Linked DNA regions of Mus musculus: regions 2 and 3 are each linked to region 1. Evidence: chromatin loops called from intact Hi-C (ENCODE). Cell type or tissue: heart. All regions are shown on one strand. Region 1 overlaps A830009L08Rik (RIKEN cDNA A830009L08 gene). Region 2 has its middle 8.6 kb from the start of Ssbp2. Region 3 holds the start of Gm46434 (a long non-coding RNA gene).

Evidence for each region. Hi-C counts contacts between places; a loop is a spot of excess contacts. Peaks named below come from ENCODE experiments on the same cell type or tissue, not always from the same donor. Only the 100,000 strongest peaks of a DNase experiment are listed, where the experiment ranks them.
Region 2: a loop joins it to region 1, with 4 times the contacts of the local background. A loop is called at or near these places in 30 of 42 quality-filtered maps.
Region 3: it touches region 1 in a loop (3-fold over the local background); 3 of 42 quality-filtered maps call a loop at or near these places.

The regions. Positions count from the first base shown.
Region 1 is chr13:91,367,502-91,375,501 of GRCm38, reverse strand. It overlaps A830009L08Rik (RIKEN cDNA A830009L08 gene), which reads left to right. Exons shown (of 3, transcript NR_045161.1): 2 at 2,146-2,310; 3 at 4,078-6,512. Among named protein-coding and RNA genes, the nearest start is that of A830009L08Rik, 17 kb to the left of the region's middle. In heart, CTCF peaks have their summits at 3,113 and 7,158; DNase peaks (open chromatin) are centred at 1,191, 3,151 and 4,441; H3K4me3 peaks cover 1,836 bases; H3K27ac peaks cover 4,445 bases.
Region 2 is chr13:91,448,522-91,456,521 of GRCm38, reverse strand. No RefSeq gene overlaps it. Among named protein-coding and RNA genes, the nearest start is that of Ssbp2, 8.6 kb to the left of the region's middle. In heart, no CTCF peak of the experiment used is centred here; a DNase peak (open chromatin) is centred at 4,961.
Region 3 is chr13:90,926,610-90,934,609 of GRCm38, reverse strand. It overlaps Gm46434 (a long non-coding RNA gene), which reads left to right and starts at 2,929. Exons shown (of 2, transcript XR_001781017.1): 1 at 2,929-3,583; 2 at 3,789-4,700. In heart, a CTCF peak has its summit at 4,579 (motif pointing left); no DNase peak of the experiment used is centred here.

The DNA.
Region 1 (8,000 bases):
GTGTCACCAGGTAGTTGACAAGGGAAGGTGATGCTGTCTTTGATGCATTTCCCCCATGTTGTCTCCCTGAGAATGGAGTTAGGCGTGCTAGAGTCTCACGTAACACCAAGTTGTATCATTTACTATTCCACACATGCCCCTTACCGGCAGTCAGGGAAACTCAGACGAGAATACTGCATCTAGGACTTGATTGTGATGGCACATGGCAAGATGTCAAGTATCTCCAGAGGTCTTAGATGTTTGGCCTATTGCCATTTGAGAAATGACTTCCCAAGGATATCAGGGAAAACTTCTCAAACTGGCTCTTGAAGTAATTCTTAATGCTTGTCTTGGACAGGTGAAACATCCTATGGTTTTATAGATTCTGCAAGCTCTTTACTGTCTCAGAACTCAAGGAAACTTAATTTCCAGAGCCAGCAAAGATACATTTATATACATATTTTTTTAAAAAAAATGTATTTAGTTTCATTGCTTTATGCTACAAGACTTATCCTTCTCATTAAAAATGCCAGAAACACATCATTAAAATGTTAATTTGATTTGACTTCTTGAGATAAGCATCTAGAGAACATGGTTTGTCCCCAAATGAGTGGGACATGTGGCCCTATAGTGGTGGGTGTGAGAGAAGGGCCTCCACCACCCATCCAGGTTCTGAGCAGACGACATGCTTTCTTCAGCATTCATGATTCTTATTCTCTTGATAAACATTAAATTCATTTCTAAGAGAAAAGTAAAAGTCAAAATATTTTTGGCTGGTAAGCATACGTCTGTGAGCACAGACTTCTTGTTTGTTCTGCCTCCCTCACAACTTCTCTGAGCTGGAATGGGAGAAAGCTCCCTCCAAAAGGATATGACCTTGATTTGCAAATCACCAGCAGGACCAGAGCAAAAGTTAAAACTTTGCAGCCCCGATGTCACAGAAGTATTCCTTTCTATTTGCCAAGAGGGGGAAAAAAAAAGTCCCAACTCATGGCTTGAGACCTTATTGTAAAATGTAAATAACATTTTAATGAGCACCATGGAAGAGTGAGCTGGGCCAGTCGCCCACCACTAAAGGGCTGGATTTACGTGCACCTTGGGTAGTAATGAAACTAGTTTGGTGGTCTTCGCCTCTGTAGTAGACATTTTCCCACATTAGCAAACCAGCACAGGATTTCATGTGATCCCATACAAAGGGCAATTACAGCTCTGCCCAAAACCAGAACTGGAGTGTGGATGGGGTGGCTGGAGGAGAAACCAACAGAGACATAACAGGGAGCCTTTTAACTCAAGTTAAACTCCTGCCTACACTTAAGGAAAAAAGGGGCAGATAATTCCAGGTGCATCTTTCTTTCTGTCCACCTTCTGCAATCTCAAATGCCATCTGAGGAACTGTCCTCTTTTCTACTTCCCTCACTGTCCGTGATCTTCCTTCTCTGAGAAAATATTCTCAAAAGCATGGACTAGAAGCCTGTGCTGACTTCTGATAACTCCAGCTCTTGGGGCTATGAGGGTGAGTACCCATATCCAATGTAGATTTCATGGGAACTGTACTCAGGTCTTTCTTACCACTTCTGATCCCAAATTCATCGTCTCTAACTAGGTATATCTTGCTTTCCCTTAACCCAGGCAGAGCCCAAATTCCTACAGAGAAAATACCCGCCTTCCAGTTTTACACCTGTCTACATGAGATCATTAATGGTAAAATGTCCATCTGATAAGCCACGCTGTGATTACTATTGCTTTTGAAAGTGTAAGTGAGCATTTACAAGACACAGGGAGAAAAGCAACTCCAGACTTAAGTTGCTAGATTCTTGACCTCACCATACTTCGTTCACAGTCGATCTGTTTGGAAAAAGACTCAGCCAGTGAATCTCTTAATGACACTATCTGATTTAAATCCGATAGCCTCTGTGGTAAATTGGGAGTCTGTGTCTTTTTATCGTCACCTTTGGAAAAATTGTTCTAACCCCAAACCATCAAAAACAGACAAGATCCTCAGAGTGGTTCAGGGCCATTCCACTTGGGATGCTAAGGACAGGCAAGCAGTACAAACATCACCCACCTTGGGATGCCCTGACTCAGATATAGAGTTATCAGAGCTTTTGGAACTTTTGGATTTGGGGAGTCATTCATTAAAACACATTTCTTTTCTTTTGATTGCAGGTAGAGTTCCTTGGACAGCCCAGGGAAGGACCTCCACCTTCGTTGCTCCCTTCTCCTGTCCCCCCACCTACCAAAACACAGGAACCCCATCTTCAGACAGAAGGCATGCTGCCTCATGAAGGCTCACAGTTCCAGCCCTTAGAACCATCCAGAGGTTAGACTCAGGTTTGTGTTCCCAGTGGCAGGATAAATGTGCCTTTCTTGGAGCTGAGCCTACTTTGCCCTAAGGTTACATTTCTACACAAGGAAGCCTTTTTAAAGAGTAGTGCTTCAGGCCTCCACACTAACGGTTTGTGTCTGCCATCTTAGAAAAAGGGAGCCCATAATAAAACTACAGGAGCCAGCAATAGAGAATTACAACCCCAGAATGAGAGGGGGTCTGCTTCGGCCCTGCTAAATGCTGAGCCTTGGTCTCTCTGAGGAAGAACAAAAAAGCGGAAGGAATTTAAGTCAATTGTCTCCTGGATTGCCTTAGCAGAGACCAGGAAAACAGGGTGCTTACTAAGGGTCTACTGACTCTTGGCCACTACCCTGGTACTAGACAAGCTGGGAGGGAAACGGTTGGGGGTGGGGCGGGGGTGGGGTGGGGAGAGAAAAGTTCATGTAAGTCAAAGCAGCCTGTGATGTACAAGCATCCAAGCTAGAGGCTATGTGTATGGTGCTGTGACTCAGAGTATAGCCAGTTCATTTTCAGATAGTATGGAACAAATACTACTAAAGATCTCTGGGTGCCCCTGATAGGCAGAAATGGCGAGAACATCAGAAAAAGGGCTGGAACACAGCAAAGGGGCTGGAGGAAAAACAAAGGTAGTGGCTGATAGGTTATCTCCTCCTGGGTCTGAATCCAGGCAGAGAGAGGGGAAGGAAGCCCCCAAGCAGACCGGCCTGCTTTGAAGAGAGAGCACAGGGTTGACAGAGAATAGAGAAGGCACTGCGGCCACCTGTCCAGCAGCTCTGGTTTTGGCAGTGCGGTCCTGATGCCTGCATTGCTGGACCCAGCTTGAGAGCTTCCTAAAATATCCCTGGGGCTGATGCAATAGCAGTTTGTGGCGGAGCTGCATTGCCATGTGGTGATGGAATAACCTGGTGATGTAGAGGGAGCCTTTTAAGTCTTCGTGGGATCTGACCCAACGAGCCCTACTGAGAACAAGCCAGGTGGCACAGTGGTTAGTTCTCCGGTGTGGGAAGAATGGCGTTCCCCTTCACCCATCTACATCACTGCTCAGCCAGGGCATGGCAACTCTCAGGAGGGCAGTCCTGAGCAGTCCTGAGCAGTCCTTTCACAACCCTTCAGCTCTCTGAATGTCAAGAGATGCAAGGTTACCTAGTCCACCTTCACCCTGAAGAGAGCCCCCTGCTCTAGAATACCTTCTGGGTGACGACCAACTTGTGTTAGGGAAAGGAAGAGGAGCCCCTGGTCTGAAAGAAGAACTGAAAGATATTAGGACACAGTAGCACCCTAAGCTAGGCTATGGTCATCTCCAAATAAAAATGGTTGCTCAAGTTCTATGCCAGCTCTGGTTGTGCACAACAATTTGAATTTTCCATTGTGACTTCATCTTGCCAAAGAGTAAAACTCTTTTCTCCCTCTCCCAGGCCATTCTGTCTCTTAGAGGGTCAAGTGGGTCTGGCCCGAAGGGAAAAAAAATCCCCTTTACTAAAATGTAAAGTGCCAATCACCCCTACCTTCATCCCCACCCCTGATGCCCAAAGTGCTCAAAACTAAAATCTGCTGCATCTTTTCAGCAAGTAATCAACACAAGTTGAAAGACACATGCTGTTGCATTTCTGATCAGATTGTATGTGAGGCAGGAAAATATACTGCCCCCGTGCCCCTCCCCGCCTCATTTTAAAACATTTTTTTGGGGGGTGGCTAAATGCATGTCTGTTTAAAGAAGCCACCAGGCAGTGCCTCTCACTTTGTCTTGGCAGGGCACAACCATCAGACGAAGTGGGAGGAAGAAACATTAACTTCAACAGCTGTTTCTTGACCCCGGCTGTCAGTCTTCCCAAGAATAAATTTTGGAGAGTCCTATTTGAAACAAAGAGGGAGTTTTGGGGGAGAGAAAAGTTGGTTGGTTCCAGGGCAGCCGCCCAAAGAAGCAGGGAACAAGATGTTTGCAGTTACCACGCAGCCTGCAAGCCTCTGCCGGGTGCAGGCAAGGAGCAAAGTAACTTGAAAGCTCCCCTCTCGGCGCCCTGTGCCTGCAGCTTCCCCCCCTAACGCGCGCCCAGATCCAGCGCCGGTGGTAAGAGCCGAAGCTCGACTACAGTAATTCCCCAGCTCGGGCGGCTTGAAACTGCTCGGGCTGAATAGCATTTGCTGTTCCGTCCTGTGGCAGCCTCCCGCCGCCGCTGCCGCGCTCCCTGCAAAGCAGCTCTCATTATCCCGGAAGTTGTGCTGACACAGTCTCGCTGCCACCAGAAGTTTGTCAACATCAAACTTCTCCTGTGTGGGGTACGTTCACCTTCCACGAGTATTTAATCGAGCCAACAAGCAAACAAACAAACCCAAATAAACCTGCCCGTGATGTCATGGTCTTTTTTTTTCCCCCCTCTCTCTTTCCTGGAAAGGCTGGGGGCTTTTGGGAATTTGCTGGTGGGCTCTGAGAGCGACTGTGGGTTTCTAGAGGCTGGGTTGGGGCGGGGGGCAGGGACCTGCTCGAGTGGGCAGTGAGAAAGGGGCTGCGGGGCACTTGGGGCTGGAGGCTGGAGGGCTTGCAGAGAGAACTGGGGCCGAGCGGCAGATTGGTCCTGCAGCCTGTTGGCTTCCGCTTGTTTTTGAGGTTGCACCAGTTGGGCGAAGGTGGCTTTGCATCCTAGCCCCGCCACAAAGGTTATTTGAAAGCAGTGGCTAGGCAAAGTAGAAGAGTGCCTCCCCACCGCCTATGCCCACTGTGCATTTAAAACTCTTACAGGACGTTTAAACCTTTTTCGGAATAAAGGGCGTTGAGGTCATAAAATGAATTTTGAGACTTCACACTGCCACACAAGGGGAATCCTGGGATATAACCATTTCTGTCCTTAGTGGGTCTGTTCAGATACCAAGATGAACTCTCTAAACTTCAGACTCCGTGCCCTTTCAGCTCTCCTCTATAGTTTAAGTTGCCAGGCACCTGGTTTGGGTGTTTGTGGTTTACAGTTGCTCCCCACTTAGATGCTTGGTGCTACCCCCAAAGCTAGGGTGAGGAGTGGACAAGGCAGCTGGGATGAACCCTTTCCCTTTCATACATACGTTTAGACATTCCATCCTGCTCAGTTTGGGTGGGCCTGAAAGAACTGAGAGGGAATGGGCCTTCTTGAAGCTTGGGCACCACAGTTTTTCCAGCAAGGGGCTGATGAAAGGAGTTGCTGATCCTGACTTTGGATTTAATTTCTGGGGGCTAGAGCTACTGCATTCAAATCCAGGACCTTAGATAATGGGGGTGATACCCCCCCATTTCCAAGGTTATACACGGGTAACCACAAGGGTCCAGTGTCTCAACAGTGGGCAGACCAAAGCCTGGCTCCTTGAATTGGAGTCGTATCCACAGAAGAGACAGCAGTATTCTTCCCTATCCTCAAAAATAAATTTGAGTGGAAATAAACATCTCCGAAGAGAAATTATCCAACTCTACCCTTGCTGGAACGGGGAGGAAGTTGAATCCACTTAGAGAGCCAGGAGCTAAGTTTTTCTTCTTGCTGGTCTGCTGACTATGTGTTTAGAAAAATTAGCCTGTAGGCGTGGATCTTCAATAACAAGAAGACACTTTTCTTGTTTTTCAAACTAACCTAAACAAGGAAGTTGTACTAGCCTCCAGGGCTCAGTTTACCTCAGACATGGACCAAACCAAGTAACGACCACGGAGGACAGAATGCCAACCTAAGGACTCTGGGTAGCAGAGGCATTTCTCAGGCCTGGAATGTGCTTTTGGCAAATACATAGATTTAACTCCAATCATAAGGCAGGATGCCCTCACACATATGTAGTCCCACACATAGAAGCCACACCCAAAGCACAAGGGAAAATGTGTTTTGCTGAATATACAGTTGCCCTCTAGAGTGAATTTTTCTCCTTTGGCCCTGCTTCAAAAAATTTTCAATTATCCAGACTTCTTTTCTTAAGGTTATATTTTAATCTTATTTATTTATTTCTTCATAGTCTACAAATGTGACTCGACATGTACCACAATGAAAGCTGTGAATCGAGGCGAGGTGGAGGACTCCATCTATGATTCCATATGCAGGAATATTTCCTCCTGGTTGTTAATCTGTCATAGTGTAAAAAGCCTGATTTATAAAGGCTGAAGGGCTTTAGCAGAATAAGGTATGCATGGTTCATACAGTTGGGTTTATTTACAAATAAAACTAGTTGGCGTTTCTGTCTTCGATTTCCTAGTTTCACTAGAATAATTTCCATAGTTTCCTGTTTCTCCTTCAAGAGTGATCACAAGGAAACAATTTCTTTATTCAGCGACGTGAGCTCTGTGCGCATCTGGCTTTGGTTACTTTGTAAGGTAAATATCACTAACCGTTCACTGGATTCTTTGGGGATGGGAGGCACTGGGCTTGTGAAGACAGTCTACTATGAAATACTGGGGGTGCAATGCAGAAGAATGGCAAACAACTGGGTCCCGTCACAGGTAATTGGGTCACTATGGTATTCTTGAAAGTGGAGATTCATTTGAAAAAAAGACTTAAAAAGTATTTTCAATTTACTTTCGGTTACATTTAGGTTATTTTAGTCAGTATGGTTATTAGAATTTTACCCCAGGAATTCAATTAGAACAGAATCCTTTGAAAAAATATATATATTCTCTAATGATTATATACTTTACTAATGAAAGTATAGTCTTTTTTTTTTTTTTTGGTTTTGCTAGTTACATTTTAAATAATGAAATTATTGTAATTATTTTTATTTAAGGGCAAAATATCTGTATAGCTAATAGCCAAAGCTAACCAGAGTGCTTTAAAAATTAATGAATATTTATGAAGTTCAGGAGTAGCACAATACTGCCCCTGCCTGCTTCAGGAAAACAAATGTATTGACTCCGTTCTCCTAAAATAACCACCTTTAGTTATCGATGGTTAAAATAAATTTATTGCTAAAATGATTGTACATGATGTAATTTTTGCAATTCATGAGACTTGGCCCTGTTTACTAGGTTTAGATCTCTTTCCAAAAACTAAATCTGTTTTATCTTTTGACATGCCTGAATGCCATTTCTGTTCATTAATTTCCCATCTCAACATGTTTCTCTCTTAGTTTTCTGGGCTCCCCTCCCCCCTTGTTTTAGCGGTTCAAGTACATGGCTCAGGGTTTTCAGGCCTTCGTTTATAGCTGGTATACAGAAAGTAGCATCGTTACTCAGCACTTCCACTCGTCCTAATTTATCTACACACACTGGAAGCTGCCTGTAACATTTCCCAATGACAGTGACAACTGGACGTCAATAAAAGGACCCCACCCATTTCAACCTTGTTTGTATAAAGTTAATACTTGTGTATATTTCTTCTGTAACAGAGGTAAGGCTATTGGTCTGTTGTTGTTTCGTTTTGTTTTGGTTGTTGTTGGTTTTGGTTTTTTCCTAGCTTGTTAAGACAAGTTTTCTAGGCAGATTGCTGGTTAGCTTTAGGCTAGATTTTTTTTTTTTTTTTTAAATCATTGAACACCAGATAGACAAAGGAAAAGAAATATGATGTGAATTTAAATGATCAAAAATCCATTCTTTTAAGATAATTTTTGGTTCTCTAAGTTCAAAATTCTACAGTTTTTCTTCAAGTGAGTTTGTAACAAGAAAGATAGAATCATTTTCAACAAGCTAGCAAATTTAGGTCAAAATTTTCATTCCCTGTTGGGAGCAGGGTGGGATATG
Region 2 (8,000 bases), 81 kb before region 1:
AACTAGGAAAGAAGATAACATTTGAAATCTAAATAAAGAAAATATCTAATAAAAAAATAAAAATAAATTAAAAATAAATAACTAAGGTGTGCCCACATCCTTTTCTATCACAAAACATTTAATATATTCATTAGTACTCAATATTTAGTAAAAGATTTTTATAGCCTGTTTTCTAAACTGAGTAAACTGAGTCCTGACAGAAAGATGTGAGCATAATCTGAGATACTAAACAAACAAAACCAATTCCAATAAGAGAACCCCACGTTCCTGGCTGAGCATCCCAGACCACAAAGCCACACCTCTTTCTCTCAGAAGTGACTATTCCACAGAGGAATGTGAACAGACTCTGAGATTTATTTTATTTTATTTTTGTCACTCAAACTACCTTATGAAAGTTCACTGGGGGGAGATAGACCAGCAGGCTGGGATTCACTGAATATTCAAATGCCATAGACCAGAGTAACCGGGTGCCTGGGGGTGGGTGGGGGTGGGGGGTAGGGGGTGGGGGGGTTGCAGGAGAAAATCTGCAGCTTTAATACTGTACAAATTTGGCTCTTTAGACAAGAATGAGATGAAAAGGGCCTCCAATTAACATTTCACACACTGATGGTGGTTTAACATTTGTTAATCTGAGGCAATGACTGTTTACTTAACCTATTGCTCTGGATTTTTAAAATTCCAACTTACATATTCATAAACACTGACCAGTGGGTTTGGAGGGGGGATTCAGATCTACCAGCTCCAACAGTTCCACTCTAAAAACCTCTAAAAACCTAGGCTTTCTCTTTTTAAAAATATGTTTCATTTTTAATCACATATATGAGTCTGTTATGTAGAAATGTGCGCGTAAGTGCAAAAGGTCATAGAGACCAGAGGTGTTGGGTCCCCTGGAACTGGAGTTATAGGCAGCTCTAAGCCTGACATGGGTGCTAGAAGCTGAATTTGGATCCTTTCCAAGAATGATACCTGTTCTTCACCACTGCAGCCCTCGCCTGATCGTTTCTTAATATCAGCAACCATCTGAAATCTAGTAACTTGGGATAAAATTATCCTGATATAAAACATTGCAGATAGCCTGAAGATGAAGGGAAATTTTTTAAATTAAAACCTATACTACCATGTATGGCAATTTCATACACTTTAGCACATTTTGCAAAACAATTTCCAAGTGTTACAGTGTTCACTAGCTGGAGTTTGTCATTAAATGTTGGGAGTATATAATAGGAAGTGTGCCAAAGAGTATTCTTGATTCAATGATGTTACTGTATTTTGTGTGTGTGTGTGTGTGTGTGTGTGTGTGTGTATTCCTAACTCTTCACAATCATCTTTCACCTAGTACAGTTATGCCAATAGTATGTCTTTGCAGACTCAAAGCTATCAAAAGTCCCAGTATCAGGAGGTGGACTGTGTCACTCTCCAGACAGTGTGCTCCCTTCTGTTGGAAATAGAAATACATGGGTTGTGGCAAATTACCCCAGCCTTAGAGCTTACTTAGTTATATGTAAGTTATATGTAAGTAAGAGCTTACTTAGTTATATGGAGAATAAGTGTGCTACACCAAATAAACTGTTTACCATTGCCTACCATAAACAATCTGATTTTAGCCATTTATACTTGCCAGAGATATAGAGAGCACTTGAATACTATATTTAGGGGTTCTCAAGTGTTTAAAGAGCTTTGGGTGTAGCTTGGTAGAATGTTTGCTTGACATGCAGGAAGTCCTAACTTTGATTCCCAGCACTGCACAAAACAGCTATGGCAGCACATGTCTGTAATCCTGGCACTCAGGAATTGAAGGCAGGAAAATCAGTAGCTCAAAGCAATCTTCAACTACATATCCAGTCCAGGACCAACGGGGCTTCATGAGATCCTGTGTCAGAGCGGGGGAAGGTCTCCGAAATCAATTGGGTTGCATCTTATGTATCATACACAGTACAGTAGCCCCTGGGGACTTGTGTGTGTTCTGGGATACTGATTACCGTGCATCCAAATTATCCCTTTATATCTTTAGGTGATACAGGTATAGTTTCATTATTAGACAAAAAATGTTTATCATTCATTGTCATCAAGTTTTCTGATTCCACGGACCTTATTTCTTGAACATAAATTCTAAAGGTGGGTGTTATGGTAAATCTCCAACCAAAGTAAGCCCATGCAAGGAAAACACGACTCAGTTAATATGAATATAAGCTTCGAGCCTAGACTGGGCAGTTCTTCCACTACACTACTATATTGCGCAGCTATGAGATCCCTTATAACTTGTGCTTTCTCCAGGCTTCTGCTGGTGAAGAAGGAGGGGAAGGAGGGAGAGGAAGACCGAAGAGGAGGAGTTGGAAAGAAAATGGAGCAGCAGCAACAGGTTGGGGCAGAGGTGCCCCTTGCCATTTGGTGCTGAAGCATAGACAATTAGCAGGACAAATGCCTGAGAGCTACTTCCAGGTTCTCAGAGTTACATTGGTTATGGCTAGAGGAGCCTAGGTTAAGAAAGTTAAGATAGTTAGGAAAGGATACATTTCCATCTCAGGGTTCTATGTTGTTCTTCTCTAAAACCTTAGAATTATTGGTTCTTGGAGGAGGAAAAACTCACCATTTACACTAGTGAATACTGTTTTAGAGTTCATGTTGTTTGTCCTTTCTGGGTGAGGGGTAGTTTTTGACAAGGATTCTGGCTTCTGGAATAATCTTTGATCCTGAAGTGCCGAGAAATTAGAGGATACAACAGCGCTCTATCTATTTCTCCTGGTTTGCCAGTCTGGTCCTGTTTCCAGAAGCAAGATAGGTAAAGTTCCTTGTGGTGAGGAAGGTACCTGGTCTAGAGAGGAGTGTGGTCTCAAGCCCAGGCCTGAGCTCTTTCCCAACCATTCTTCTGGAAGCGTCACCTCCAGATTTCAACTCCCTCTTTTGATTCCCTTTGTATCCTGCATTCTTTTAAACTGGATCAACAGTGCTCAGGATGGTTTTGGCCACAGCCTTGGATCCTCTTAGGACATGTCAGCTCTGTTGTACAGTTGGGCTTTTTCTTCAAGGAAGTGTTTATCACTTCTAGCACAAGGAAATACATACCACGGTGTTACCTCAGAAACCCTGGTACATGCTAGAGAGCTTCCTTTACCGCAGGATGTGAGAAGGTTGGGGACTTTGACTGATCTCAGCTCAGCTTCCAGTCAGTATAAAGACCCAGACAACACTGAACATAGCCTTCACCCCTTCACCCTTTCCTGCGCCTGTCTGTTTTCCTCAGTTATTTTTCCTCTTCTTTCTTTTTTCCTTCTAACTGTTGGAAAATGGACAAAATGTGAAAGAAATAAGGAGCTTTAGTGGGAATATGCTACACTGGAAACCTCTATTTTTGTAAGCCAAAGTGGTTAGACTTCTAAAAGCACCCTATGGTTCAGCCATGTAAGAAATTCCATTCTTGTATCCCATACTACAGGTTCATGCGCTAACTCAAACATTTCAAAAAGTATGCCAGGTACCTTTCTACTTAATTCTCCTAGCAACTGTTTGTTTGTTCGTGTTTTTTTTTTTTTTAATTTGAGACAGTGTCTCACATAGCTTAGACTGGCCCCAGACTCAGTATGTAGCCAAGGATGACCTTGAAGTAATAATCCAGAAGTAGATGGCAATACCAAAAGGTATTGATTACAGGGATGCACATCACTCTTGCCACATTTATGCATAACTAAGTTCAAATAGCAGAGCTTCATGCATGCTAGGAAGGTACTCTACTGAGTGAGCTGCGTCCACCTGAATGCAGGCATTGTTTCTGTAATAGTCTTTCACACACTAGTAAATGACAAGATTGTGATTTGTTCCCAGGTTGCCTTATCATGATCTGTCAGGAATCTGTCACACAGACCATGACAACCACCCTTGTCTGTAACATTTAGTCCATTGTGTATCATAAGCTTCTGGAAGGGCAAGCATCTCTGAATTCAGGTTAGATTAAGCACATAAGAGCAGAATGCATAAGCTATTGCTTCAATATGGTGGGCTGGGGTGTATTGAGCTCCTGAAGTTAAGTCCTCTGATTGGGCAATAATCCTGAGTCAGTCTGCTACCTTTGAGCCTCGTCCTTAGGCAGGCTCCTCATTACTTCTCATTTTTACTACTTTGAAGGATACGCTATGGCTCGCTATAAGATACTAAGAGGAGAAATGCCAGGCAGGGGTGGCCCATGCCTTTAATCTCAGCACTTGGGAGGCATAGGCAGGCAGATTTCTGAGTTCAAGGCTAGACTGGTCTACAGAGTGAGTTCCAGGATAACCAGGGCTATACAGAGAAACTCTGTCTCCAAAAAAACAAGACAGAGAGAGAGACAGAGACAGAGACAGAGAGAGAGACAGAGACAGAGAGAGACAGAGAGACAGAGACAGAGAGAGACAGAGACAGAGAGACAGAGAGACAGAGACAGAGAATGAGGAGAAATGACAACTGTTTCTTTTTCCCTATTTAAAAGAGATACATTTCTTCCTTTACTAAATGAAACAGTAGACTCTCCTTTGTCTTTGCACTCATTATCTTGTTTGTTCCTCTTTCAGATAATATTTACATCTGCGTGTCTGTATGGCCCATGATACATAAAGCCTTAATATGGCAGTCTTCAGTTCACATTCCCCTTAGGAAGAGAGGAAGCTGGGTGTTTCTCTGTCCATTTAGTCATCCGACCATACATGACCTTCCTCTGGGGACTGGTAAATATAAAATCAAAGACCAGGTATCCTGGAGCTCTGTCAGCAGGCTGCAATCTTCCCTGTAGAACTTGTGTTGTTTAGCTATGTGCTTCTGTCTGGTTTTCCTTTCCTCTTGGCCTTTGTGTAACTCACAGTTACTTTTCCTCCTTCTCTTGCTTTATGGCTTCACTTCCTCCTTCTATTGTTATAGTTGTCTTTTTTCCTCTCATCACATTTCCTGTTGTCTCTCCAGCTCAGTGGGGCCCCATCCAACTCACACACTGTCTGGCCTCAGACTCATTTTGGTCTCAAGGGAGAACAGTCTTGGGCCAAATAATCCCAGTCCCCGGGAAGCCCACAGAAAGATCCTGGAGACTAAGTATCCCAAAGTTTTCCTCTTATTGATTTTGTCCTAGAGTGAATTCCAAGGATGCCTAATTAAGGAGAGAGAGAAAAAAATATTCATCCTAGTGTCCTTCTGGACCCAGACCATTCTGAACTCTGACAGCACTGACATCCATCAAATCAAACAATGAAATCAACTTTGGTTACTTAGCATAATAAACTTGTAATACTCTATTAGTGAGGGGATCAATGTCTCCTGTCTTGGAAATAAACATCAGAGCTTGGCCTCAACATTTAGGTAACGGCAGAGTCCATTATTTTGTGGCAACATTCGATTACATTGACATCAAGACAGATTTATTAAAATAATAAATAGTACATGATTTTCAGCCTTTCATTTCCAAACCTCACCACTGCCGTGGCCAAGGTGATTTGAAACCTGTCATCTATATCTTTTACTTATTATCGATGACCTCTGTTATTGCATTTTTGTTATCTGGCAGCTTATACGCCAAGCAATTTTTAAAATTAATTTGTAAGGTGGAAATTTTAAGTTACTTAGCAAGAACAATGCCAGTAATAAGGAGAAGGAGTACCAGAGAGTTAAGGGTTGGAGAGGTTTCCTGGCATCGTATGTGAGCAGGGATGACTTCAGATGTGCTTTTCAGAGTCCCAGTGTGGCTAACTGCAAAGGCTCGGTTCCTTCTTCCTCCTCCCAGGTTCCAGCCCCAGGGCCTTTGCCCTAACTGTTTCCTTTGCCTGGAATGTTTTTCCCTCTGCTTGTTCTCATTATTCAAGACTTCTGGAATGTTAATTCCAGAGATATATTCTCTGAGAGCCCCTGAAAGATGTCTAATACAACACCCTAAAATATGCTTAATCCCACATCTTCAGTCATCCCTTGATCTTTCTTCTTCTCTTTATAGTCACACACGGGAGATCTAGGACAGCATCTAGTACACAATAACAATAAGTATTAGCTGAATGATTCTAAACATCCTAGCCCCTTTTCATGTTCCCACTATTCATGCCAGCCCTCTACCCACTCTCATAGAACAGAGCTTTTTACATTCTTAGGAAGAAAAAAGAATGGACAAAAAAATCTCAGCGCCTGCTTAGATGGTAAAGTTTCTGAGTCCACTTTATTGCTCCAGTATCCAAACTGATTTAGCAGAATTTGGGTGAGCAGGACATACAAGAGAAAAACATTCCCTCTATTTTTCAGTCACAGATTTACCTGGCTTGGAGTTCCAAGGGACTCGGTGCTGCTGACAATAAGGAAACAAACGGCACATGTCAGCAGATTTTTTTTTAGTAATACGTTTCATCATGGCTCTCTTCTCCATACTGCTTATAGGCCCGTGAACTCTTCCCTCAGAGTTTATTCAGGCCAGCCTCCCGGTGCCTATAACCCCTGGCCCTGGCAGATTATACTTATGGATGCATTTCTACCTCCTCTCCTAGTGCATGAACTTGCAAATTACCTATGTGATCCCAGACGTCACGGTGTCCCTACAGCTGGATGCACACACCATGGAGAAGACAAGTCCGGTCTCCAAGCCCCACAATTCCTACTTCAATTTGTCCTTTGCTTTGGGGAATGCTCTTTGCTAATGTGTCTGGAATTCAACTGTAGCTCCATTTGCTGAACCTCCTCAACGTGGCTTTGGATACGCTTGCTCCATCAGTTCCCAGCTCTGTGCTCTTATGCAAGTCTCTAAACCTCTCTGTGCCTCAGTTTCACCAACTGCAAACCAAGACAATCTTACTCAATATGTATTAAGGTTGTTCTGAGAGTCATGCGGGAATCACTTATACTGGGTTTGGCCCAGAGCTTGGTACATTCTGACTGTTGAAAAAATAGCTGTAACTATTCCTTCCTCTGTAGATCTGGTCATAGCCTATTGGGTCTGTAACCACACACAACCAGATTGGTTCACTTGTCCAGGCTGCACTGCTATGAACTCAAGCTCCTTTGGAATCATTCCATTCTCATCTCTTGCAACCTGTAATGCAATGTGTGTGTGTGTGTGTATGTGTGTGTGTGTGTGTGTGTGTGTGTGTGTGTGTGTGTGAGAGAGAGAGAGAGGGGGGGGTGCCTTTTACTTAACTGAGTTTTCATGACATCTCAGCCCAGTGAAACAGAAGAGCAGGATGATATTTGTCAGCATCACCCAAGATGTCGATTCTGTGTCTACTCGTGAGCTCTTTTTAAAAATGCAGCCAATGGTGAATACAACACCAAATTCAACAGCTTTTATTCCCCTGGTAGCAGTTGTTCACTGTAGTGACATCGTTTTGAATTTCACAGGCTTGTGGATGACAGTGGGAATTGTGATGTCATCTAGTCACATTTGCAGAGAGGGAGTTGCCAAAATGTCTGGTCTGGATTCCAGCGAAGAAATTCTTTCTTATCTTTGGCTAGACATAGTTCCCTCTCTGAATCAGCTACAGCAGTGGGGGAACATCAGTGCACGAAGCCTACTGGTCCTCCTCCTCATAATAAGCTGACATATACTCTGAGACAGTCATCAAGTAATCCTCTCCTCCCAAAAGAACAATCAAAATATTTATTTGCATAGCTAATATCACAACAGCATAGGCAGCCAGGCAAAGTTGCTCTCCTGTGAATAACATTAGCTTGTAGTTCATGGCTTAGGTGACTGCTCTGGAGTAGAATAAAACCGTATCTCCAGACTTCTGGTCAATTAACATTCAGCTTTTTTTTTAAGTTAGCCTGCTAATTAGAACACTCACCAAATATGCATTTAATACCTGTACTGTGTAGCATTGTGCTATATGGTATTTTGCTAAACAGTAGAAAGGATTCAAAGAAATAGTCACTCCTGTAAAGAAATTTAGAGAAAGGTACAAATCTGTACTGCGTACCCATCATGACTGGGCACTAAAATAAATGTGGAAGGTACACACATAAGCTTTTTTCTTTGTGGAACTCAGTCTATAAAGAACTACAGTTTACAT
Region 3 (8,000 bases), 440 kb after region 1:
TATATAAGAATAATAATATTTAAAGGTGGTTTTTTTTTTTCAACAAGATGGTTGCTATGGTTTGAATAAGGCTCATCACCTTTGACACTTTTGTTGTATTTTAATTCCCAGTGGTATTGAGAAATGGTAGGCTGTTTAAGAGGAAAACAGATTGTCAAGTGGGTCTGATTCAGATCTCAAAGAACTAGATCAAGTTCTGGTGGGAGCTGGTTGTTACAAAGCATCTGTGGGGGGTTGGATGAGAATGGTCCCTATGGCTCACATATTTGAGTTCTTGTTCCCTGGTTGGTAAACTGTTTAGGAAGGATTAGAAGGTGTGGCCTTCTTGGAGGAGGTATGTCATTGGAGATAGGTGGACAACCAACCTTGTTTACAAAAGTTGAAACACATGTCTTACATAAACAGCCACCAGCATTCCACAAAGCATCTGTCCGTAGGCAAGAGGCTCTTACAGGTTTGTCTGTCCTTGGACAATTGGGAGTTGCAGGTTAGATAGAGGCAGTTGTGTTTTATAGATCTCTTCAGCACAGGAAGTAAAATGTAGAACATAACTTTAGCGCTCATAAATCCTGTGTTAAGGAGATAAATGGGTTGATGAAACTAAAAGAACCCCGGTGCTAAAAGGAGTGGTGACCTGAAGACCCTACTCAGCTAAATTTCCAATTTGTGAAAAGGAACTAAAGCAAGCTTGGGGCTTGATGTGGTGGCCCGAGCCTTTAACCACAGCACTCGCAGGCAGAGGCAGGAAGATTTCTGAGTTTGAACTCAGCCTGGTCTGCACTTTGAATCCCAGGACAACCAAGTTTATACAGTGAAGGAAGCCTTCAAAATAAAGCTGGTGAAAATATATCTGAACCAGTGGGGCATGCTCCAGCCTGAGCTAACAGCAGAACCTGGCAGCTTCACCCATGTGGCTCTGACTTTAAAGTCACAGATACAAGTAAGGGGTTATGGAATCTCCCTCTGTGTCTAGGGAAAACTGCTGCGGCCAGGCATGCAGCATGGGTGCCCCTACATGGAGACCCAGAGAGGCTCTTTGATGAAGCTGTGATGGTGAAGTCTGGATTGCCCTGGAGACCACAGATGTTGGAGATGCCAGAGTCTTAGGACATCTGCCGGGGAAAGCTGCTAACAAGGAGTGGAACCAGCCCAAGACAAAGAAGTGTGTTGCAATCAACAAAGCTGAAAAGAGTTGGAGGCCAGAGAGAGGAATGTGGTGGCTGCAATGAAAGCTGCCCCCAGAGGCGCACAGGGACTGCATTATTTGGAAGGATCAGGAGTGTTTCTTTGTTGCACTGACTTAACTAAGACAGTGTCTCTTCACAGCAACAGGACAACACCTAAGACCACAGGTTAGCTCTCTGTCCCCTCTATGCTCTCTTCCTTGCATCTACCTGCTTTCCTGCTTTCTGCCAGAGGCTGAGTTCAGCCAAGTGCAGCTGACAGTTCCTGAGCAATGAATCAAAATGAACCTTTCCCTTATAAATTAATCCCAGTTGTCTTGTCACAGCAAGAAAAACTGCCTGCTATGGGCAGAGGTGGCTCCTTGAACGTGGGATCTCTACTAGGCAAGGTGATGGTGCTCCAGGAAGGTACCCAGGCTACCTCTGCAGGGTAAGGACTGAACGCTCAGAGCAAGGAGAAGTAGAAAGGGGTTGAACTGTGAGAAGAACTCCGAGTAGATTTAAAATGCTGATCTGCACATATCCCTGCTAGTACCAGAGCTTGCATCTGTGCTGGCTGGGCACTTTACTGTTTACCACTTAGCATCTTTGCAACTTCTGCAAGGGAGTTTGCCCTTCACCCTCACTAATATGAACAAAGATTTCTCAGCAAATCATTTCCCAAGCCTGTGTTCTTGAGAGAGAGAGAGAGAGAGAGAGAGAGAGAGAGAGAGAGCGTGCGTGCGTGCGTGCGTTCGTTCGTTCGTTCGTTCGTGTGCTAACAAGCTCTGGGATGTTAACCTGCCAGCTCAGGACTACTTTAGGTTTTGTTTGGGGTTTTGTTCTTTGTTTCAGTACTAGGATTGAACTAAGGGCCTTGCACATAGTAAGCGTGCTGTTTTTCAGCCTCTTTGAGGGAGGGTTGCCTGGGCTGGACTTGAACTCATTTTGTAGCCCAGGCAGGTCTTGAACTCTTGATCTTCTTGTGTTTGCCTCCTTTGTAGTTGCGACTACTAGCTTGTGCCACGGGGCCTGACTCATTAGGAGCTTCCAGTGGCTGCTCCTTCTCATTGATTCTTGTTCATGGTAAGTTATTGAAGGTTCGGACACTCTTTGGGGGTCTGGCATAATGATGCATGCCATTAATTCCCAGAGATTCCCAACAAAAATAAACTCAATATGTGAAAACAGAAACTAAAGTTGACAAATCTATTGGGAGAGAGAAAGGGGGACATGGAGTTGTGGGGGGAGTAGTCCAGGGAGGGGGAAAGCATGATCTGAATATATTGTATGAACAACATTTTTTTTCAATTAAAAAAAGGAGGAGTCTTCTAGCACTCAGTAGGCAGAGCTGGAGGATCTCTGAGTTGGAGACCATCTGATTTACATGGCATATTACTGGCTAGGACTATATGGTAAGACTCTATCAAGAGAAGGAGGAGGAGGAGGAGGAGGAGGAGGCACCACCTTTGGCCTCTCATCCTCTCGGATGGACCAAGGAGGCCCCAGGCCTCAATGGAGATGGTGTTTGTTCTCTGGCCAGTGGGAAGAGCAGAGGCTGTTAAGAGCAGTAAGGTTGGGTTCCTCATCTCTGGCTTCTGGTGATAGTCATTTTAAAAATAAAGACCACATTCAAAGGAACATATCAAATGTACTTCACATAGTAAACGTGTTGTTATTTTTGAACTCTGCTTTGGGTCAGTCTTTTGTCCTCAATGGTGGGATGTGTATTTGTTCTCAAAAAAAAAAAAAAAAAAAAAAACCCCAAAGCATTGTTAGGTATGAGAATCATAAGGAGATGCACGGCCTGCCGCACATGAGGCTAAGTCATGTATGTGGTTTTGTCACCTGACAGAGCTGTCTTCCAGCAGCATGGCTGTACATGCAGTCTGTGTAGAAATATGTATAAAATCTTCATAGGATGTACATGTATGTGTCTGTGGAGGTAGGGTAGGTATGAGCTGGTTTGTGATCCAGACAGATTTCTAACTTCAAGGAGCAGAGATCTAAAAGTGAACGGGCACATTAGTTCTTTCCACTTCAAAGACTATGTCATGGCTTGGGTACTCTGTTGGCCAGTGAGTTAATGTCACTTTCGCAGGAGGACTTCGGCTGTAGTTAAATATTCTTATGCCCATAGCCTTGGCTATTCTCATGGACACTAGTCTGAAACTGCCCCTCTGGGTTTGAGGGTTTGGTTTTCTGTTTTGTTTTCTCTCATTTATTACATCTTGACCACAGTTTCCCCTTCCCCCAGTGCCCTCCCACACACCTCTTCTCTCTGAGATTCACTCCCTCCACCCTCTGCCTCCCCTCAGAAAAGAGCAGACTTCAACCAAACGTGGCCTAACAAGCTACAAGGAGACCAAGCACATCAAAGTTGGACAAGACAACCCTGTAGGAAGAAAGGGGCCCTAGAGGTAGGGACAGCCCCAGCTCTCACTCTTAGGATTCCCGCAGGAACATCAAGCTACTCTGCCATAGCATATATGCAGAGGACCTTTGACAGACCGGGCTCCCTGAGCTTTGTGAGCACCCATCAGTCCTAATCAGCTGAATCTGTGGGCTGTGTTCTCTTGGTGTCCCTGACCTCTCTGGCTCCTCCAATCTTTTCCTTCTCCACAGGACTCCTTGTGCTCAGCCTAATGTTTGAGTCTGGGACTCTGCATCTGCCATCAGTTGCTGGATGAAGTCCCTCTGGTCTCTTCGATGATGAATTCGCTAGGCTCCAGAGTCCTAGAACTCTCTCTAGGCAGAATAAACTGTAGGTCAGAGGTTGTATGGCTGGACTGGTTTCCCTGTCCCTCCTCTTGAGGTCGTGCCTGGTTACAGAAGAGTGCTGGTTCCGGCCCCGTGTCCTTCATTACTTGGAGTCTTGGTAGGGTTACTCTGGTAAATTCCATGGAGCTTTTATTGCACTGGGTTTCCACCTCTCCCTAAAATGTCCCCCAGTATTTTCTCCCCTTCATCTCTCCTGTTTCCAACCCCTCCCACACCCAGTCATCCTGTGAAATCTGTTCTATTTCCCCTTCCCAGGGAAATCCTTTCGTTCCTTTCCGACCCCCTTGAATCCTCCTTGTTACTTAGCCTCTCGGGGTCTGTGGACTGTAACATGATTTTATTTTACTTTACATCTAACTTTTTGTTTTTAATACAGGGTCTCACACTGTAGCTCAAGGAGGCCTCAAAATTATGTGTAACCTAGGCTGACCTCAAAACCGTGGTAATTCTCCTGCCTCAGCCTCCAGAGTGCTTGGATTACATGTGTAAGATAACATGCTCATGTTCTGCCTCAGGATTTTATAGGGTGTATCAATAAATGGTTTTGCTTTTTAGTCCTCAGTTTGGTCGTGATCTTTAAAACAGTATCACAGGCCTTGCTTTTCCTTTGATGTTGTCAGCAGCGACATCTAGTGGTCTTGTTGCCCGTGCCTTCAGAGTTAGTCCTCTTTTTGTAAAGTATTAAAACTGAGCCCAACCCCACATGTGTTCTGTGTTCAAATCAATCGATATGATAATAAACCTTTAGCTCTGTGACACTTTCTTGGATTTCTTTAAAAGTGTTATATGTCCTGAAGCCATTCCTAGTTACAAAGAAGAATGCTAGCAAAGGCAGCGAGACGTGTTAACAGGAAACCACCGTTAAACAGATCTGTAGTGTTTGGTGAAGCACACTCAATGAGTATCTGTTGCAGACTTGAATTTCATCGGTAATTACAGAGCCAGAGGATGTAGGCTTATAGAATGGAGAGAAATTTGTTCAGAGGCTGAAGGACGATAACATTAAAAAAGTAGCCATTAGGACACAGTCAGTGAGTTTTTAATCTACAAAGGTGAGGCTACCAGTGCCTATAATCCCAGCACTTAAGAGGCTGAGGCAGAAGGATTGCCATGAGTCCAAGGGCACACTGGGCTACATAATGACTGCCAAGCCAGGTAGGCCCAGCTATCAAAACTCTACCTCAAGCAAAGAACATAAATAAATGTACTACCGGCAGTTGTCACTTGACTGTCCCCAGGTCTTTATTTTACTGATGGTCCACATACTCTGCAGCTATACAGATGTTCTTGTACGGCTAGTGTTGTGGCTACCCAGTCAGAATGTATGGAAAATTCTAAATTATGGAACTTTTAAAGCATACAAATGGAGACTGGTGTGATCCCTCCCATACCTAAAAGCCAGAATGAGCACACCTAGATGGTGGTGTGTGTGCTTCATCTAGTTCTTCACTTGTTCCAGGTCCTTAACGCAAATTATAAACATTGTGGCATTTCTTTCTATGGATACAGACATTTTTCTTTGACCTTGTCCATTGATTATTAAATTTTTTTTTGCTCCATTTTCAATCGTTGAACATTGCAATCCCTAAACTTTGGAGTTTTGACCTCTTCCTTTATCCCTGATGGTGGGCTTCAAACCCATGTTGGATTGTAAATTTACCAGAGTCTTTGGGCCAAAGGCTGTAATCAAGCCAGCAAATACAACCAAAGCAAAATGGACAGGTGCAGTTTACAGGTTCCATAGGAAGGATCGGTGACATGGTCTGTTCCCCACAGGGTTATTCAGGGGCTGGGAAGAAATTGGTTCCTAATGTGGTAGTGTTGAGGGTGTTAAGGTGGAACTATCTTGGTCTAGGTTCTGTTGCTGTGAAGAGACCACCATGACCATAGCAACTCTTATAGAAGAAAGCATTCAACTGGGGCTGGCTTACGGTTTCAGCGATTTAGTCCATTTTCATCATGGCAGGAGTATGCAGCCCTCAGGCAGAACATGTTAGAGAATGTAAGTGAAAGTTCTATATCTGGATCCACAGGAAGAAGGGAGAGGGCCCCTCGACCTGGCTTGGGCTTTTGAAACCTCAAAGTTTACCCCACCCCACGCCCCCCTCCCCACACCCCCTCCCCACATCCCCCCCCCCCCCCCCCGTGACACACTTCCTCCAATAAGGGACACTTCCTAATCCCTCCAAGTACTGCCACTCCCTGGTAACTAAGAATTCAGACATAGCCGGGCGTGGTGGCGCACGCCTTTAATCCCAGCACTCGGGAGGCAGAGGCAGGTGGATTTCTTGAGTTCGAGGCCAGCCGGTCTACAAAGTGAGTTCCAGGACAGCCAGGGCTATACAGAGAAACCCTGTCTCAAAACAAAACAAAACAAAACAAAAAAACAAAACAAAACAAAAACAACAACAACAACAACAACAAAAAAGAATTCAAACATATGTGCCTATGGTGGCTTTTCTTATCCAAACCACCACAGACCTAGTAATTATGTCAGATGACTCCACCTGTAGGAATGGATTATTGCTTTCACACAGGAATGATCAGGCAGGACATTAGAGGCTAGTTTTCATAAAAATATATTGTTGTACGTAGACCCATTAACTGCTCTGAATCTCTCAGCTGCCTGTACTCCCTCTGTAGAGATGGCATCCACCGTGACACCCTCACCAAAGCTAAACAAATGCTGGCGTCATGCTCTTGAGCTGAATAAGCTGCTCTTCTTTATAAGGTGTCTCTGGTGTTTTGCACAGCAAAGCAAAACAGACTAAGAGAATCATTTACCCACAGAACCTCACCACTGTGGGATGTTTCATAAACAGTATAAAACCCCACTGTCCTCAGCTGTGACTGAGTGGACGACTAGGGAGCTGGAGGGATGGGCTCAGCTGTTAAGAACACTTGCTGTTGCAGAGGACCCAGGTTTGGTTATCAGCAACCCCATAGAGGTTCACAGCTAGATATAACTCCATGACCTGGTTGGTTGTCACCTTGACATAGCTAGAATTATCTAAGATAGGGAACACAATTGAGAAAACACCTACATAAAGATTGGCTTGTAGGCAAACATGTGGATCATTTTTTTTGATTGATGATGTGGGAGGGACCAGCCCTTGTGGGTGGTGCCAACCTGGGCTGGTGGTCTTGTATGAGAAAACAGAATGACTGACACAGTAAGTAGAACCCCTGCATGGCTTATACCTGTTTCTGTTCTGATCTCTCTCAGGGATGGACTGATAAACCCTTTGCTCCCCATGTTCCTCTTGATCTTTACCACAATAGAAATATAACTAATATACTCCAGTTCTAGGGGATCCAACGTTTCTGGTTTGCATGAGCACTGCACACACATGGTGTACATGCATACATTCAGGCCAAATAATCCTACACAGTAAAAGATCTTTTTAAAATTTATCTATTGTATGTAGGAGTACAGTGTTGCCGTCTTCAGACACCCCAGAAGAGGGCTTCTGATCACATGACAGATGGCTGTGAGCCATCAGGTGGTTGCTGGGAAGTGAACTCAGATCCTCTGAAAGAGAAGCTAAGTCTTAACCACTGAGCCATCTCTTCAGCCTCGTACATATTTGTATTTGTATACGAATGCTTTATCTGCATACACACATGCATTCAAGACTATCAGACCACATTATAAATGGTTTTGAGCCATCACGTGGTTGCTGGGAATTGAACTTAGGATGTCTAGAAGAGCACACAGTGCTGAGGTACTCATATAAAATCCATCTGTAGGAGAAAACTAGATCAAAAATCCTGCCTGATGAGTGTACACACACTATGGGCAAAAGGAAAAGTAGTATAATGGGAATATATTAAGTATATAAATGTGTGTAAAATACATAATGAACACACAAATGACTCTAGCTGATGACAAGTTGCTATGAAACTAGCCAGCACAGCCAATAGTAAAGGACCTACAGTTGGTACTTCTTATTGGATCTTATTGGTAACAGTCCCACTCCCTATGGGCCAAGAATATTCAATCCACTTGTACTTCTGAGTTGCTACATTATACCAATTTCATTATCTTACTTAAAA